2 separate regions of the Homo sapiens genome follow, and region 2 is linked to region 1. Evidence: read pairs that join two places in POLR2A ChIA-PET (ENCODE). Cell type or tissue: PC-9. All regions are shown on one strand.

Region 1 (8,000 bases):
TCTACAAGGCTCTGCCCTTATACTTTGATGTCCCAATGAGACAAGTATTAAGCTCCTTGAAAGGAGGAACCAGCATTTTGATCTCTATGGTACAAACGATGTTAAGCACAACTTAAGTTTCATAAATACTTGATGAATGAACAAACAAATGAAATGTGAAGATCTGCTGGAATAATGAGAGAAGGGTAAAGCCAGTCCAGGCAGGCTTCTTGGAGGAAGTCAGCTTGTAAGAGATTCAATAATGAGGAAAACCCCAGGTCTAACAAGGAGAACAGCTAGTTCCTACAGAAGTTTTTTTCATCTTCTCTAGAGGATATCTACAGCAAGCTTCAATCACCAAGGTGACTCATTTGTCACCCCTATCAAGGGTAAACTTGAACTTGAAAAACAGTGAAAACCCATCAGCTGTCTTTTAAATATATATATATTTAAATATAAATATAACTATATATAATATATATAACTATATATAATATATATATTTAAATATAATTTTATATTATATATATATTATATATATATATGAAGTACAGCTTAAAAGCCAAGTATGGTAGTGCACACCTGTAGTCCTAGCTACCAAGAGGCTAAGGCAGAAGGATTGCTTGAGCCCAGGAGTTCGAGGCCTCAGGACACTATGATCATGTCTGTGAATAGTCACTATACTCCAGCCTAGGCAACTTACTGAGACTCCTTCCCATCCTTCTCTTCCAAATGTAACTGAAAAAACAAAAAGATGTAGCTGTCATTTCAATGTGATATTTAATCCTTCAGAATGGCAGCACATAGAAAGTAGACTCAAAAATATGCCAGAAATTTTATTTCTGCTGAGTATATGTCTCCAAAGAATTATATGTATAAGATATTATGTTATATTACATACTCATACAATATATAACATATATAATATATAAAACCAAATAGAATAGAATATGTAAAGTCAGGCCAGGCGCAGTGGCTCACGCCTGTAATCCCAGCACTTTGGGAGGTGGGTGGATCACGAGGTCAGGAGATCGAGACATCCTGGCTAACACAGTGAAACACCATCTCTACTAAAAATAAAAAAAAATATATTAGCCAGGTGTGGTGGCAGGCGCCTGTAGTCTCAGCCACTCGGGGGCTGAGGCAGGAGTATGGCATGAACCTGGGAGGCAGAGCTTGCAGTGAGCTGAGATTGTGCCACTGCACTCCAGCCTGGGCGACGGAGCAAGACTCCGTCTCAAAAAAAAAAAAATTTCATATATATATATATATATATATATATATATATATGTACCTATATATGTATATTATATATATATGTACCTATATATGTATATTATATATATAGGTACATATATATATATATTCAAATGACTTCATCTCTGGCTCAAGCACCCTGTGTAAAGTGTTTTATTTCTAAAGCAGAGTTGATCTTTTTCCTCTTCACTAAAGAAAGAGAGTGGCTTCTCTCTGCAAGTTTAATGAGCGTCATCACTCCCAGCTGGGCCTGCCCCCATTTCTGCATGCCGTTAGTTTCATGGACAGTTAGACACTGAACAAGTACAATGGCAACTTTGATGCTGCAGCCTTGCCTCCCGATCTGTCTGTTAGGTACCAGTAACACCACTGCTCTCCAACTACCTAGCCACCTTTGCGGTGTGCAAAGCAGTGGCCTGAGTGTTAAACCCTCTGCTTGCCAGAATGGCTCTTACACTCAGTAAGTACAAACAAGACTTTTTGTCAAGTTTCTAAATCGGGAAAGGCTCTAAAATCAGAAAATGATAAAGTCTGTTAGCCCAAGACATTTCTGTTATTCAGACTTGCTTCAGCACCAGGGTTGGCTTCCTCCCTGACACACTTTTTCCATCTGAAGCCAAATGATGAGGGGTACAGGCATCTCCCTTCTGGTGAGGAGGACTCTGGAAAGCAGCAGAGCTGCCTAGGCATCAGCTTATCCACCAAACCTTTATGCAGCGCCTAGTCATTGCCAGGCTATGACGAAATAGAGCTACCAAAAGGATGATAATTATAAGATCAATTCAATACTGTTTTCCTTTCTGACTATCAAGGCATCAGCATTCTGAAAATCCAGCCAGTGGGACTCAAACCCACAAATTTTGTAATTCTCCAAACGAGAGTTTAAAAGTCCAGTGAACATTCCATGGTGCCCTGGATCTTGTTAAACTTCCAGATCACTGAGCACTGAGCAGGTGACCAACAAGTGGTTGGTGGATCTGTGAATGGCTGGGCCAAAGGCAATTCTTGGAAGGTGAGACTTTTCAAAGAGAAGCTTCTGGAGATTGAACCTGTCTTGGAAGTTATAACTAAGGTAGGCCATGTGTTTACCTGGGAGCTCCTTTCAGCAGAGTTCAGTGAATCCATTCGTTTTCTATTGGTACATAGTGAATTATCAAAAATTTAGTGGCTTAAAATAACACCTATTTATTAGCACACAAATCTGTAGATCAGAGATCCAGGCAAGGTATGCCTGGGTTCTCAACATGTAGGCCAGGCTGAATTCTTTTCTAGAAGTTCTGGGGGGGAATTTTACCTCTAAGCTTATTCAGGGCCCATTTTCTTGCTGGTGCTCAGCTCCTAGAACCTACCTATATTCTCTGCCAGCTCCCTCCATCTCCAAAGCCAGCAACAGAGAATTTCTCCCTGGTCAAATGCCTCTCATGCTTTGACTCTTAGTTCTCCTGCCTCTGACCTCTAGACCCAGATTTAAAGGCTCATGTGACTTGGTTAAATCCACACAGAAAATCTCCCTATTTTAAGGTCAACAGATTTGGGAACTTAATTACTTTCCTTCCTTGCAGCACTAGATTAGTGTTTGATTGAATAACTGGGAGAAGATACGTATACCTTATGGACCAGGCATTTTGGAGGCCATTTCAGAATTCTGCCTAGCACAGGGAAAGAAGGAAAGGAAGGTAGAGCCAAGAGAGCTGCCTGAGGATCACAGTGAGGGTGCTTTTCCTCCATTTCAGGAGCAGCAGCCACTGTCAGAGAACTTCAATCCATCAATCTCTCAAGCAATGCATGGCTACTCTGCCCCCAACCCAGTAAGGAAGGTTGAAGATGTACAACAGTGAAGGGTCCCTGATCTTAGGGAGTTCCAATATAGTCGAGAGACATCATCTGTGCCCCCTTCTGAGAAATGTCTAAGATGGCTCACCATGCATAGGAACATCAGTATAGGCTGTCGTAGTCCAGGAAGGCTTCATGGAAGAAGTGGGAGGCACTGAGATATATCATATGCAGAATGCTAGTGTAAGTGGTAGGAAGTTTTGTCATGGGAGATATATGAGTTGGTCGTAGCTGGAGATTGTCGTTGAAGAACGAATAGACCATTGAGCAATAGAGATGACAGGTGAGAGCTACTGTGACCTAGTTTAGCTCCCTAGGGCCACCTCCTAATCAGGGCCTGAGCAACATGGGGGCGGTTTGGGCCTCCGTGCTGGGAAAGTGGGAGTTGCTGAATGGAAGCAGTCACTGTCTGGCCATGGAGGACAGTGGCAGCAGCAAGACTTGGAGAAACCAAGGGCCAGAGGTCTGCCTAATGGAAAGGAGAACTCACCAGTGTCAGCTGCTCTGCCAGAACTGTGTTCCAATGAAGGGTTGTCTGTTTTTTTATTCTATAAACACAGCCAGGCCTGTACTTTGACCCAAATTGGAATGCAACAAATGCTGTCACTCTAGGGGCAGCACTAGAAATCCAACTGTGCTGTTTAACTTCTTAAAACCCTGCAATGGCTTCCAAGGATAAATTCCAAACCCCTTAGCTATGGTTTCATCTGGAACTGGCTGATCCAGTCCACTAGGCTGGGCTCATGATACATTAAAGGGAGAGATATGAAGTTAGGCAATCCTTTTTCATCCTTCACAAAGTCTGGCTTTTAAGATAATTGCCCAGCTAAAGAGGTCAGTAATTCCATCCTCTGGACCCAGGATGGATCCACAACACCTTTGTCCCAGGCAGTAGCTGCTTATTCCTACCCTGGGGTGATAAGTGTGGCTCACTCTTGAGAGAGATGGCTGCAAGTGGATGCAATTTAAGGTGGAGACATAAACACATGGTTTAATATTTTCAAAATGTCACCCCCACTGTATCCTCATTACCTTGAGGACCCCTTGTTAAAAAGTGGTGAAAGAGCCTGCTAAGAAATAATGTGTAGAGTTGTATCATTGCATTTAACATCTTGTTCAATAGATTTTAACAAGGACCATTCACCACCCTAGTCACTTTCATCTCACGGTTACTTCTGGCAGATATACATGGTTAAAGCTAACATTCAGGGTCTGATTAGCACATAGTGTTCATTTGCTCAGGGGCAAGCAAATCTTAAATGTTTTGCATGTTGGTTTGACTTCAGAGGCCTCAGAGGAATCATAACCCTTTCAAAGATAGCATCTTTGGTTCAGATGAACCAGAACACTTTTGAGGAATGATAAACCTCTATACGAATGCATGCCCAAGGGAAAACAGAACATTGCTTCTCAATTCCAAGCTGAGGCTCATTCATTCATTTGTTCAGTCAACAAATATTCATTACCTACTATGTCTAGACACTATGCTGGAATGAGGTACAGTGTTGAGGGAAATTAGGGCATGCACCTATCCACAAGGAATTAGAAGGAAGACAGACATCAGTCGAGTAATTGCACAATTAAATGTAAAATGACAACAGTGAGTCTTGTTTTGTGGGAGGTTTAATGAAGTCAGGGAGGATGGGCCAGTTTCCCTGGGGAGATCTGAGAGAGGAGAAAGATATTAACCTGGGGAAGGGGATGGAAGTGGGGAGCAGGTAGAGAATAGAGTAAGATAGAAAAGCATGCCAGGCAGAGGAAACAACCCATACACAGGCAGCATGGGGGAAGAGAGCCAGTCATGGTCACTTGAAGAACTTGAAGGGGAGCCAGTGGAATAAGGCAGTTAAGGGGTGTTATAAACTGAACTGTGTCCCCTGCAAATTCACATGTTGAAGGCCTAAGCCCCGGTGTGATTGTATTTGGAGATTGGGCCTTTGGGAGGTAATTCGGGTAAAATAAAGTTGTAAGGGTGGGGCCCTAATCTGATAAGACCAGCATCCTTATAAGAAGAGCAAGAGACACCAGGAGAACACATGTGCAGAGAAGGCCAGGTCAGGACACAATGAGAAGACAGCTATTCATCTACAAGAATGTGCAGCAGAAAGGATGACCAATCATGTCTCCAGTCCTCAGTAAATAGCCAAGAGTAGAGGTGGAGAGTCAGTTGAGTGGTCCCAGGGCTGCAGCCTGGCAGGGGACATGTGCAGAGGGAAAAGGGATAGGAGTCGACAGTGTCCTCCAAATGGTAGACCAGCGGACCTTGCCTTGTACAGCCAGAGGGGCTCCTTGACTCCCAATTCAATATTCTTCCACGGCGCTGTCTCAACTCGTAAATGGCTTTTATTCTGAATGGTTTTAGCACTAATAAGCCAAATGCTTTGTGCAACTGAGGCCTCTCTTATTACACTTCAGCAGCCCCCAGGAGGCTGACAGATGAACAGGCTTGCTAATAAATGGGGACTGGGATTTCAATCTCCCCTTCCTCGGAAACTATGCATCTCTCCAACAGAGAAATGAAATCTTTGAGACAGCCTGATTATAAAAATAATGCAGCATTATTATATTTGTCTGCCAGGCTGATCACAGGACACTTGCAATTTATGAAAGCTATCACAAATAGGGTAATAAACATAAAATATTTGAGGCAAAACTTTTTTCTGAAATATTGAAACATTGGAGTCAAAATAATATCTTACACTAAAAAAGTCACTAATTTAATGTTGATGGTATTTCCCTCAAAGACTGTGTTGACATATCCTTTCATATCAAATAAAAAGCCTTTGCTAAGAAAACTAATGATGAAAACATGATTGTAAGATAAGCATTTAACCTAGTGAAGAAAACAACTACTAAAAATTCTTATGGGCACTGTCAAAGCATTTCAAGGCATCCACTTCTGTGTAATACGAAATATACAGTAGAGTATAGGGATTGGTTTTTAAATTAATTATATTTTTGGTTATGGCCTGCACACAGGGTACAGAATTTCATGAAGTCAATGAAAAGGAAGCTGAAGAAACAGATGATTCAAATGCCACGCCACTGACAAGCAAAGATTTGCTCGAATTAGACCAGATAATTATGAAAGAATGGAAAACTGATAAGGATAATGCAAGGATAGGTGCTTCCATGAGGGTGATTTAAATAACAAAGAATGAAGAGAGGCCCTTTTTATAATCTTACTGAGAAAATAAAACACAAAGGTTATCAGATGGTTTTGTTAGAAAAATTGTGCCCTCAAGCCACATTGGATTCATTCTGAATAATCATTATAAGAATTAATATATAGTTGTAACTATAACTTATATTTGTAACATACAAATAAATTTCTTTTCATAATTTTCACTTTCAAGTCCCAATGAGACCTCTTTTCAAATGTTTTCAACCCCACTTTAAAGGAACCAACTTTATGAGTTCTTTTCAGGTAACGATTGTCCTCAGGTAAAGAGGACCCACTGTCAATATCTCATTCCCCTCTACCCTCTACCCTCTCTTCTCTCTCTTCTTCTTCCCTGGCCCTGCTTGGTTTGACCTAATTCTGTGGTCTAAAAACCCAGAGGATGTGATTCTGAGCTCCTTCTCTTTGCTTCTCCCTGAACCATGCCACAAATATCTAAATGTATATCAACCTTATTTTTAGAGTAGTTCATTTCAGCAGCAACTGCTAACCTTTGTTCCATCCAAATACACGTGATGAATAATGTCTATATTCAATATGAGCAAACCAAGTTGATGTGTAATCCCTGCCACTAGATGTAACTTCTTCCCTTTCCTTCTGACTCAGGAGAGCAAATCAGAATGCAAAAGAGTGTAATTATTCTAGAGTTATGAATCTTCTATGATGTTTCTTTTATTTAATAACCTCATGACTGTCTGTAAAATCTTTTTTCATAACTATAGTTGAAAGCCAATCACTGCCCTCTAGTTCTCTAGGAGGTAGTTGCAGCTGAGTCCCAATCACTTGAAAGTTATTATACAAATTAAAACTATGCTTTTTTTAAAATTACTTTGTCATTCCACTTTGAGTGGGTGACACTTGATAGCAAGCCATGTGTGCAATAGACACACACAAGTGTCCACAGACCTGGATGCTATCTGCATTGAGAACAACTCCAAAGGAGACTTCAGAAAGAGAAGATGGGAGGTCTGGGGAAAGACTTGCTTGAAAGGAAGTCTCATTTTACACATCCTCATCATTGAAGGGACAGGACAGATAATCAAATTATCAGTTCCTTTCCTCCAGAAGAGGCAGAAATCCAGACCAGCAACCTCTGTTCTGACATCGGACAAATATTACCATGCCACACTGGCTGAAACCTTGAAACAGAAACCAAGTCTAGTACTGATTTGTCACTGGGCTGACAAGAGGCAAGACAAGACACTCCTATTTCCAGGAATGTGCACTTTTGCATCACTATTGTGTTCTCCTGTAAATTGCTTGAGAGCTAGTAGGTATCCCAGCCTCTCTTTCTCTCCCAGAGTTCCCAATGTGTTTTCCTTATTCACCAGCCCAGCACATCGACTAGACTGAGGCACAATAGTGAAAGATGAAGGAAAATTAATATTTTTTACATGGGCTTCCTCATCTTGCGTAGATTTATGAATTTTGTTTCTGTCATGCAGAAGTTAGCATTTTTAACAACGAGCGGCGAACAATCTTAATTGTTTTCTTTATTGCCTTAAGAGCTCCAAGAACTACTTGTGATATGTCGCCATTTACATTTCACATTAAATTTAAAATGTTTGAAATAAGCAAATATTTATTTTAATTTGACCCATCTGTGAAATGAAATACTAAAAAGACAACTAAATTACTATATTAAATTCAGCGATTTGTAAACAATTTATATGTTCATTTGTTCTGGGTTAAAAATGCCCCAAAGCACAAGTTTTATGAAACTTACAAAGTAAATTGCATTGAATTAATC
Region 2 (8,000 bases), 1.6 Mb after region 1:
TGAGTGTTCTTTCCTATCCTCACACCACTGCCTCTGCTGTACCTTCCATCACCGGCACAGATTACTTCTCAGCTTCCCAACCACTCTGCAGGCCTCCACCCTTACTCCTCCTACTCTCTCTGTGGCCAGACAGATCTTTCTAAGCCTCAAATATGACAGCTGTATCACATCACTCCCTCCAATCAAAATCTGTGAAATGCCCTCTTGGTAGGCTGAGTAGGGACCCCCAAGATGTCTGTGTCCTAAGCCCAAGAACCTGTGACTGTTGCCTTTTAGGGCAAAAGGGATGGGGCTGAGGTAATGAAGTGCATGAGATGGGGAGATAACCCAGATTATCCAGGTGGTCCCGATATGATCACCGGAAGGTGATGTGATGCTGGAACCAGAGAATGAAGTGATGCCTTTAAGGACGGGGGTGCCATAAGCCAAGGAATGTAGGCGGCCACTGGAAGCTGGAAAAGGCAGGAAGCCGACCCTCTGAAGCTTCCAGAACGAACCAGCCCACAGGCACCTTGGCTTCAGCCCAGTGCGGCTGGCTTTGGGCTTCGGTCCTTCAGCTGTAATGCACTGGCTGCATTTTAAGTCATAATATTTGTACTAGCTTGTTGCAGCAGCTACAGGAAAGTCATACTTTCCCCATAAAATTGCAACAAAATCTGACCACCCTAGAATGTTTGCAAAGTCCTACTTCCTGCCTGACCTGGCCTCTCCCTGATTTCGCCTTTTCCTTGGATGTTCTGCTGCACACAGTGCCACGACAGTATGAAATCCTTAGCTTGTATTCCCTAAAGACACCACGCTTTCTCCCGCCTCAGACCGCAGCTGGTCTCTGCACCTGGAACACCTGCCCCGCCCCACCCCACCCTCCCACACCCAGCCAAGAGTCAGCCAGGTTTCAGCTTCCCTGGGAAGTGTTCTCTCCTTTCCCTTTTCTGCCATCAGCGCCAACCCCCATGTCCAGCTGGGTGACTGTCTGCTGCTTCCAGGTTACTTAGGCTCATCTTGACCACAGCCTTGTAAGAAATTATTCCATAAGGAAAAGACGTCCAGGAGACTCCAGTCCCAGGTCCAGATGCAGTAAAAGCACATCCACCCTTGGCCGGGTGTGGTGGCTCACTCCTGTAATCCCAGCACTCTGGGAGGCCGGGGCGGGCGGATCACGACGTCGGGAGATCGAGACGATCCTGGCTAACATGGTGAAACCCCATCTCTACTAAAAATACAAAAAATTAGCCAGGCGTGGTGGCGGGCGCCTGTAGTCCCAGCTACTCAGGAGGCTGAGGCAGGAGAATGGCCTGAATCTGGGAGGCGGAGCTTGCAGTGAGCCGAGATGGCACCACTGCACTCCAGCCTGGGTGACTCTGTCTCCAAAAAAAAAAAAAAAAGAAAAAAAAAAAAGAAAAAAACACATCCACCTTGCTCCCACCACACGCAGCGTTGAAGCCAAAACATGGCGCAGGGGGCGGCTGCCTGAGGACTCTGCAGAGGAAACAGCAGCAGTGGGACCGGGGAGAAGGCTGGAACGTGAAGGATGCTGAGGCAAGTTCCTCATCTTATCTCTGGTAGCTCCTGATCTGGAAGTGGGCATGAGGGCACAGATGAGAAAGCCCTGGGGAAGACTTAGTACAGGCTGAAAGAGGAGGAAAAGGGACTCATGACACTCAGAAAGTGGGAGAAATTGCCTGTTGATTTATTTCCTTTTCTCCATTCTCTTATGTCCCAAGGAAAGCCACAACTGAAATTAGAAAATATTTTGAACTGAATGAAAATGAAAATACAATATATTGGCCAGGCATGGTGTCTCACATCTGTAATCCCAGCACTTTGGGAGGCTAAGGCGGGCAGATCACGAGGTCAGGAGTTCGAGACCAGCCTGGCCAACATGGTGAAACCCCCTCTCTACTAAAAATACAAAAATTAGCCAGGCGCAGTGGCACGCACCTGTAATCCCAGTACTCAAGAGGCTGAGGCAGGAGAATCACTTGAACCCGGGAGACGGAGGTTGCAGTGAGCCGAGATCGCACCACTGCACTCCAGCCTGGTGATAGAGTGAGACTCCGTCTCATTAAAAAAAAAAAATAATAATAATAATATATTAAAAGGAGCCATCATTATAGATACCATGGACTTTTGGAAGATAGCAGGGACATTACCAACAGCTCTATACCCCCCAGTTTGAAAATGTAGACAAAAAGGATCAATTCCTTGAAAGACACAAGGGTACAGAACTGGTACCTATTCACAAAGGAGACACATATAATTCAGGAAGGCCTATATCTATTAAAGGAATTGAATCAATAATTAGCATTCAAAAACTGAAAGCACTAGGCCCAGATGGTTTCACAAATGAATTCTACCAAACATTGAAGGAACAAATGATACCGTTTATTTGCAGTCTCTTCCAGAAAACAGAAGTAGAGAGAACACTTCCTAACTCATCCCAGGAGGCCAGCATTACAAAATCAAAAAAGGATATTACAAGAAAGAAAAACTACACACCAACTGCTCTCATAAACACAGATGCAAAAATCCTCAACAGAATTCTAGCAGATGGAATCCACCAATGTATCAAAAGAATTGTACACCATGACCAAGTGGAATTTATCCCAGGTACGCAAGGCTGGTTCAAAAATCAATTAACATAATCCATCATATCAACAGGCTAGAAAAGAGAAATCATAGACCAATCAATAGATGCAGAAAGAGTATCTGGCAGAATTCAACATACCTATGTGATAAAAACCCTCAGCAAGCTAAGGATACAAGGAGAGACGTCCTTACCTTGATAAAGAACATCTACACGAAACCCACGGCTAACATCATGCATCCTAGTGAGAAGTCCCTTTGCCACATAACATAGCATGGAAGTAGCACCAGAGGACTAAGGTCATGTGGGCCAAAATCCTGCCTGCCATACCCACCTTCTTCTTTTTTTTCCAGACGGAGTTTCGCTCTTGTCACCCAGGCTGGAGTGCAGTGGCACAAACTTGGCTCACTGCAACCTCTGCTTCCCGGGTTCAAGCAATTCTCCTGCCTCAGTCTCCCGAGTAGCTGGATTACAGATGCATGCCACCACACCTAGCTATTTTATTAAAACAAATTTTTTTTTGGTCTCTAGAGATGTGGCCTTGCTGTGCTGCCCAGATCTGTCTCATACTCTTGGCCTTAAGCAATCCTTCCACCTCAGACTCCCAAAGTACTGGGATTACAGGTGTGAGCAACTGAGCCCAGCCAGATCAATGTTTTTATTCGACCCTAAAGTTTTCCTCTTCAGGTCCCTGGACCTAACTTAGCAGCACATGAAGAAAAGACCCAGGATTTGAGTCCACAGTGGAATGTGGCAGTCAAAAGAGCTAATTCTGTCATGGAATGCCTCAACTGACATGCATCCCTCAGGAGAATGGGGTGTGAGTCTACTGCTCCTCTGGGCTGGTCAGGCACCAGAGATCCCCCCTCAGTCTAAGGCCCACACTCAAGTAAAGGACTGACGGACTTGATCACAGCCTGAGATCAAGAGCCAGCTGGATGCAGAATGATTTAAGAACTGAGCTTGTTTGACCCCAAGGGAAAAGAAAAGATGACTGGAGGCAAAACAAACAAACAAACAAACAAACAAAACCTATCTTTGACTTTATTCACCATCACATGGAAAGGAAACTAGACTTTTTCCGCGAGGATCAGAAAAGAGAAAGATCAGCAGTCGACAGCACCGCAGGGGGTCCTGAGTGTGTGATTTGGAATGTGATTGTGGCAGATCACTTTATACCTAATGGCCAGGTCCTTCCATCTGGAAAATAACCATGATGACTAGGAGGAGGAGGTGACACAACCTGCCTCACGTGGGAGGAACGACCTGAGAGGATATTTCCGAGGCTCAGCACCGTTCTGGAAACAATAACTGCACCGTCAGTGCTAAGAGTATTATTAACAGGAGAGAGATTTCCATTTAATACAAGGCATGACTTTCCAGCAACTGGACTGTACAACATCTCCTGGGTTACCCCAGAAGGCACTCGAGGAGGCTGTAAAGGGGAGCACTTGGTAAATACCGGACACGATGCTGCCATAGTCCCTCATATGCACAGTTCTCTAAATCCCTGTCATTGGTCTGCCTGTCTTAGAAGGCCCAGGGCAATTTCCTCTCTCTTCTGAGATGCCTGTTTTGACTACTCCAACCCTCCCTAAATGCTTTAAAATTTTGAACTGTGGTTGTAGATTTCATAATCAAATCCTTGCTTACGTAGCAAGTCCCTCCTCTGAGGACAGGGAGTATGACCTCTCACTTGCATCACCTTATCGGCTTTGCATACAACAAAAACGTTCAGGAAGTACTGGCTGGTTGGCTGGCTCTGCTCCCAGAACACACAGCCATGTGCGTCTCCATCAAAGGAAAGGTGCTTCAGACAGCTGCCATCACTCACACGCTGTTTAAAAAGGATTTGTTGAGCTATAATTCACATACCATACCAATTACCCACTTAAAGTAGACAATTGAATGTTTTTAAATAAATTCAGAGTTGTGCAACCATCACCATAATCTACTCTTAGAACATGTTTGTACTAATACTTGCTGTATTTTTTGTTTTTGTTTTTGTTTTGAGACAGAGTCTGGCTCTGTCGCCCAGATTGGAGTGCAGTGGCATGATCTCGGCTCACTACAACTTCCGCCTCCTGGGTTCCAGCAATTGTCCTGCCTCAGTTTCCTGAGTAGCTGAGATTACAGGGGTGCACCACCACATCTGGCTAATTTTTTGTATTTCAGTAGAGAAGGGATTTCCCATGTTGGCCAGGTTGGTCTTGAACTCCTGACCTCTAGTGATTCGCCTGCCTCGGCCTCCCAAAGTGCTGGGATTATAGGCGTGAGCCAGCGTGCCTGGCCAAAACGCCATACTCCTTAACATTCACTCCCCACTCCCCTTCAACACTTCACCCCTCACTCCAGCCCCAGGCAACTACTAATTGACTTTCTATCTCTATAGACCTGCTGATCCTGGGTATTTCCTATAAATGGAATCATGCAATATAGTTCTTTGTGACTGGCTCCTGTGACTAGGCGTAATTATTTTGAGATTCATCTATGTTGCTGAATGTGTCAGTAACTCACTCCTTTTTTTTTTTTTCTTTCTTTCTTTCTTTCTTTGAGACAGAGTCTCTGTCGCCCAGGCTGGAGAGCAGTGGTGCAATCTCGGCTCACTGCAAGCTCCGCCTCCCGGGTTCACACCATTCTTCTGCCTCGGCCTCCCGAGTAGCTGGGACTACAGGCGCCCGCCACCATGCCCAGCTAATTTTTTTTGTATTTTTAGTAGAGACGGGGTTTCACCGTGTTTGCCAGGATGGTCTCGATCTCCTGACCTCGTGATCTGCCTGCCTCGGCCTCCCAAAGTGCTGGGATTACAGGCGTGAGCCACTGTGCCCCGCCTAACTCACTCTTGTTGTTGAGCAGTATTCCACCCTATGGATATGCCAGAATTTGTTCATCCTCTCAATTGCTGATGGAGATTTGAGTTGTTCACGATTTTGAACCGTTATGAGGTTGCTTTGTGCATTTGTGTCCAAGTCTTTGTGTGGATGTGTGCTTTCATTTCTCTTGGATAAATGCATAGGAGAGGAATTGCTGGGTCATGTGGTAACTCTACGTTTAACATTTTGAAGGACTACCAAATTCAAAGCAGATGCACCACTTTACAATCCTGCCAGGAATGTATGAAGGTCTCAACTTCTCCATATACTTGACAACACTTGCTGTATATTTTATTAGTCGTGTTGATGGGGGTGAAGTGGTAGCTCACTGTGCTTTTCATTTGCATTTCCCTAATGATGAAGATGCGGAAGAAATTTGTATGTGCTTATTGGCCATTTGTATACCTTCACTGGAGAAGTGTCTGTTGAAATCCTTTTCTATTTTTAATTTTTATTCATTGTTTTCAGGTTCTCTCATGAGGTTGCATAATCCTTGGCCTACTTTTATTTTTTATTTATTTTTATTTTTTATTTCCATAGGTTTTGGGGGAACAGGTGGTATTTGGTTACATACATAAGTTCTTTAGTGGTGACTTCTGAGATTTGGGTGCACCCATCACCCGAGCAGGGTACACTGTACACATTTGTAGTCTTTTACCCCTTAGCCCTCTCCCACCCTTTCCCGTGTCCGTAAAGTCCCTCATACCATTCTTACGCCTTTCTTTGCCTACTTTTAAATTGAGGTATTTGTGTTTTTACTATTGAGTTGTACAGATTTTTGTTTTTACTTTTTTTTTTTTTTTGAGTTGGAGTCTTGCTAGGTTGCCCAGGCTGGTCTCAAACTCATAGGCTCAAGTAACCCTCCTGCCTTGGCCTCTCTAAGTACTGGGATTACAAGCATGAGCCACCACACTCGGCCTGTAAGGACTGTTTATGTATATTCTGGATACAAATTCTTTATCAGATACACAATTTGATTTGAAATTTTTTTTTTTTTGAGATGGACTCTTGCCCTGTTTCCCAGGCTGCAGTACAGTGGCACGATCATGGCTCACTGCAACCTCCGCTTCCTGAGTTCAAGCAATTCTGCCTCAGCCTCCCAAGTAGCTGGGATTACAGGTGCATGCCATCATGCCCAGCTAATTTTTGTATTTTTAGTAGAGAGGGGGTTTCACCGTGTTGGTCAGGCTGGTCTTGATCTCGTGACCTCATGATCTGCCCGCTTTGGCCTCCCAAAGTGCTGGGATTACAGGCGTGAGCCACTGTGCCTGGCCCGGATTTACATAATTTTTCTTTTGTCATTTCTGCTTTTCTTGTATCTAAGAAACCATTGCCTAACCCAAGATGCAAAGATTTACTCTTATGTTTTCTTCTGTAACTTTGTTCTTTTTATATTTATTTGTTTATTTATTTGGAGACAGAGTCTTGCTCTATCCCCCAGGCTATAGTGCAGTGGCGTGATCTCAGCTCACTGCATCCTCCACCTCCTGGGTTCAAGTGATTCTCCTGCCTCAGCCTCCCAAGTAGCTGGGGTTACAGGTACCTGCCACCATGCCCAGCTAATTTTTGTATTTTTCATAGAGACGGGGTTTCACCATGTTGGCCAGGCTGGTCTCAAACTCCTGACCTCAGGTGATCCACCCGCCTCAGCCTCCCGAGTACCTGGGATTACAGGCACATACCACCACGTCCAGCTAATTTTTTGTATTTTTAGTAGAGATGGGGTTTCACCACGTTGGCCAGGATGGTCTCAATCTCCCGACCTTGTGATCCGCCTGCCTCGGCCTCCCGAAGTGCTGGGATTACAGGCATGAGCCACTGCCCCTGGCCCTTGGACTATATTTCATATGCAATTGAGAAAAATGTGTGTCCTACTTCTGTTTGGTGGAGCATCCTATAGATGTCTGTTAGGTCTAATGATTTGTAGTGCTGTTCAAGTCTTCTGATTTTCTGCCTAGTTGCTCTATCAACGAATGAAAGGGTGATCTCCAACTATTGTTGTTACATTGTTTGCTTCTCCCATCAATTCTGCCTGTTTCAGCTTCATGTATTTTGGGTCCTGTTAGTAGGTGCGCATATGTTTATAACTGTTTTATTGTCTGGATAGATCTAAACTTTTATCATTATAAAATGTCCCTCTTTATCTGTGGTAAAACTTCTGTTTTAAAATCTATGTAGGCTGATATTTATATAGCTACCCCAGCTCATGCAGTTATGATGGTATGTTTTTCCACCCTTAACTTTCAACGTATTTGCATCTTTGAATCTAAGGTATCTCCTGGCCAGGCGTGGTGGGTCACACCTGTAATCCCAGAACTTTGGGAGGCCGAGGTGGGTGGATCACCTGAGGTCGGGGTTCAAGACCAGCCTGACCAACACGGAGAAACCCCATCTCTACTAAAAAAGAAAAATACAAAATTAGCCGGGCGTGGTGGTGAATGCCTGTAATCTCAGCTACTCGGGAGGCTGAGGCAGGAGAATCACTTGAACCCGGGAGGCGGAGGTTGCAGTGAGCAAGATTGCACCATCGCACTCCAGCC

The links. Peaks named below come from ENCODE experiments on the same cell type or tissue, not always from the same donor. Only the 100,000 strongest peaks of a DNase experiment are listed, where the experiment ranks them.
Region 2: POLR2A ChIA-PET joins it to region 1 with 10 read pairs; 1 of 35 experiments calls an interaction of 5 or more read pairs at or near these places.

What each region holds. Positions count from the first base shown.
Region 1 is chr2:132,420,401-132,428,400 of GRCh38, reverse strand. The region is part of intron 1 of GPR39 (G protein-coupled receptor 39); the gene reads right to left. Among named protein-coding and RNA genes, the nearest start is that of GPR39, 7.6 kb to the right of the region's middle. RefSeq lists an enhancer at 7,935-8,000. In PC-9, a CTCF peak has its summit at 7,028; a DNase peak (open chromatin) is centred at 3,730; H3K4me3 peaks cover 2,071 bases; H3K27ac peaks cover 2,509 bases.
Region 2 is chr2:130,861,322-130,869,321 of GRCh38, reverse strand. All of the region lies in intron 1 of ARHGEF4 (Rho guanine nucleotide exchange factor 4), which reads right to left. Among named protein-coding and RNA genes, the nearest start is that of ARHGEF4-AS1, 28 kb to the right of the region's middle. In PC-9, no CTCF peak of the experiment used is centred here; a DNase peak (open chromatin) is centred at 4,331; H3K27ac peaks cover 1,027 bases.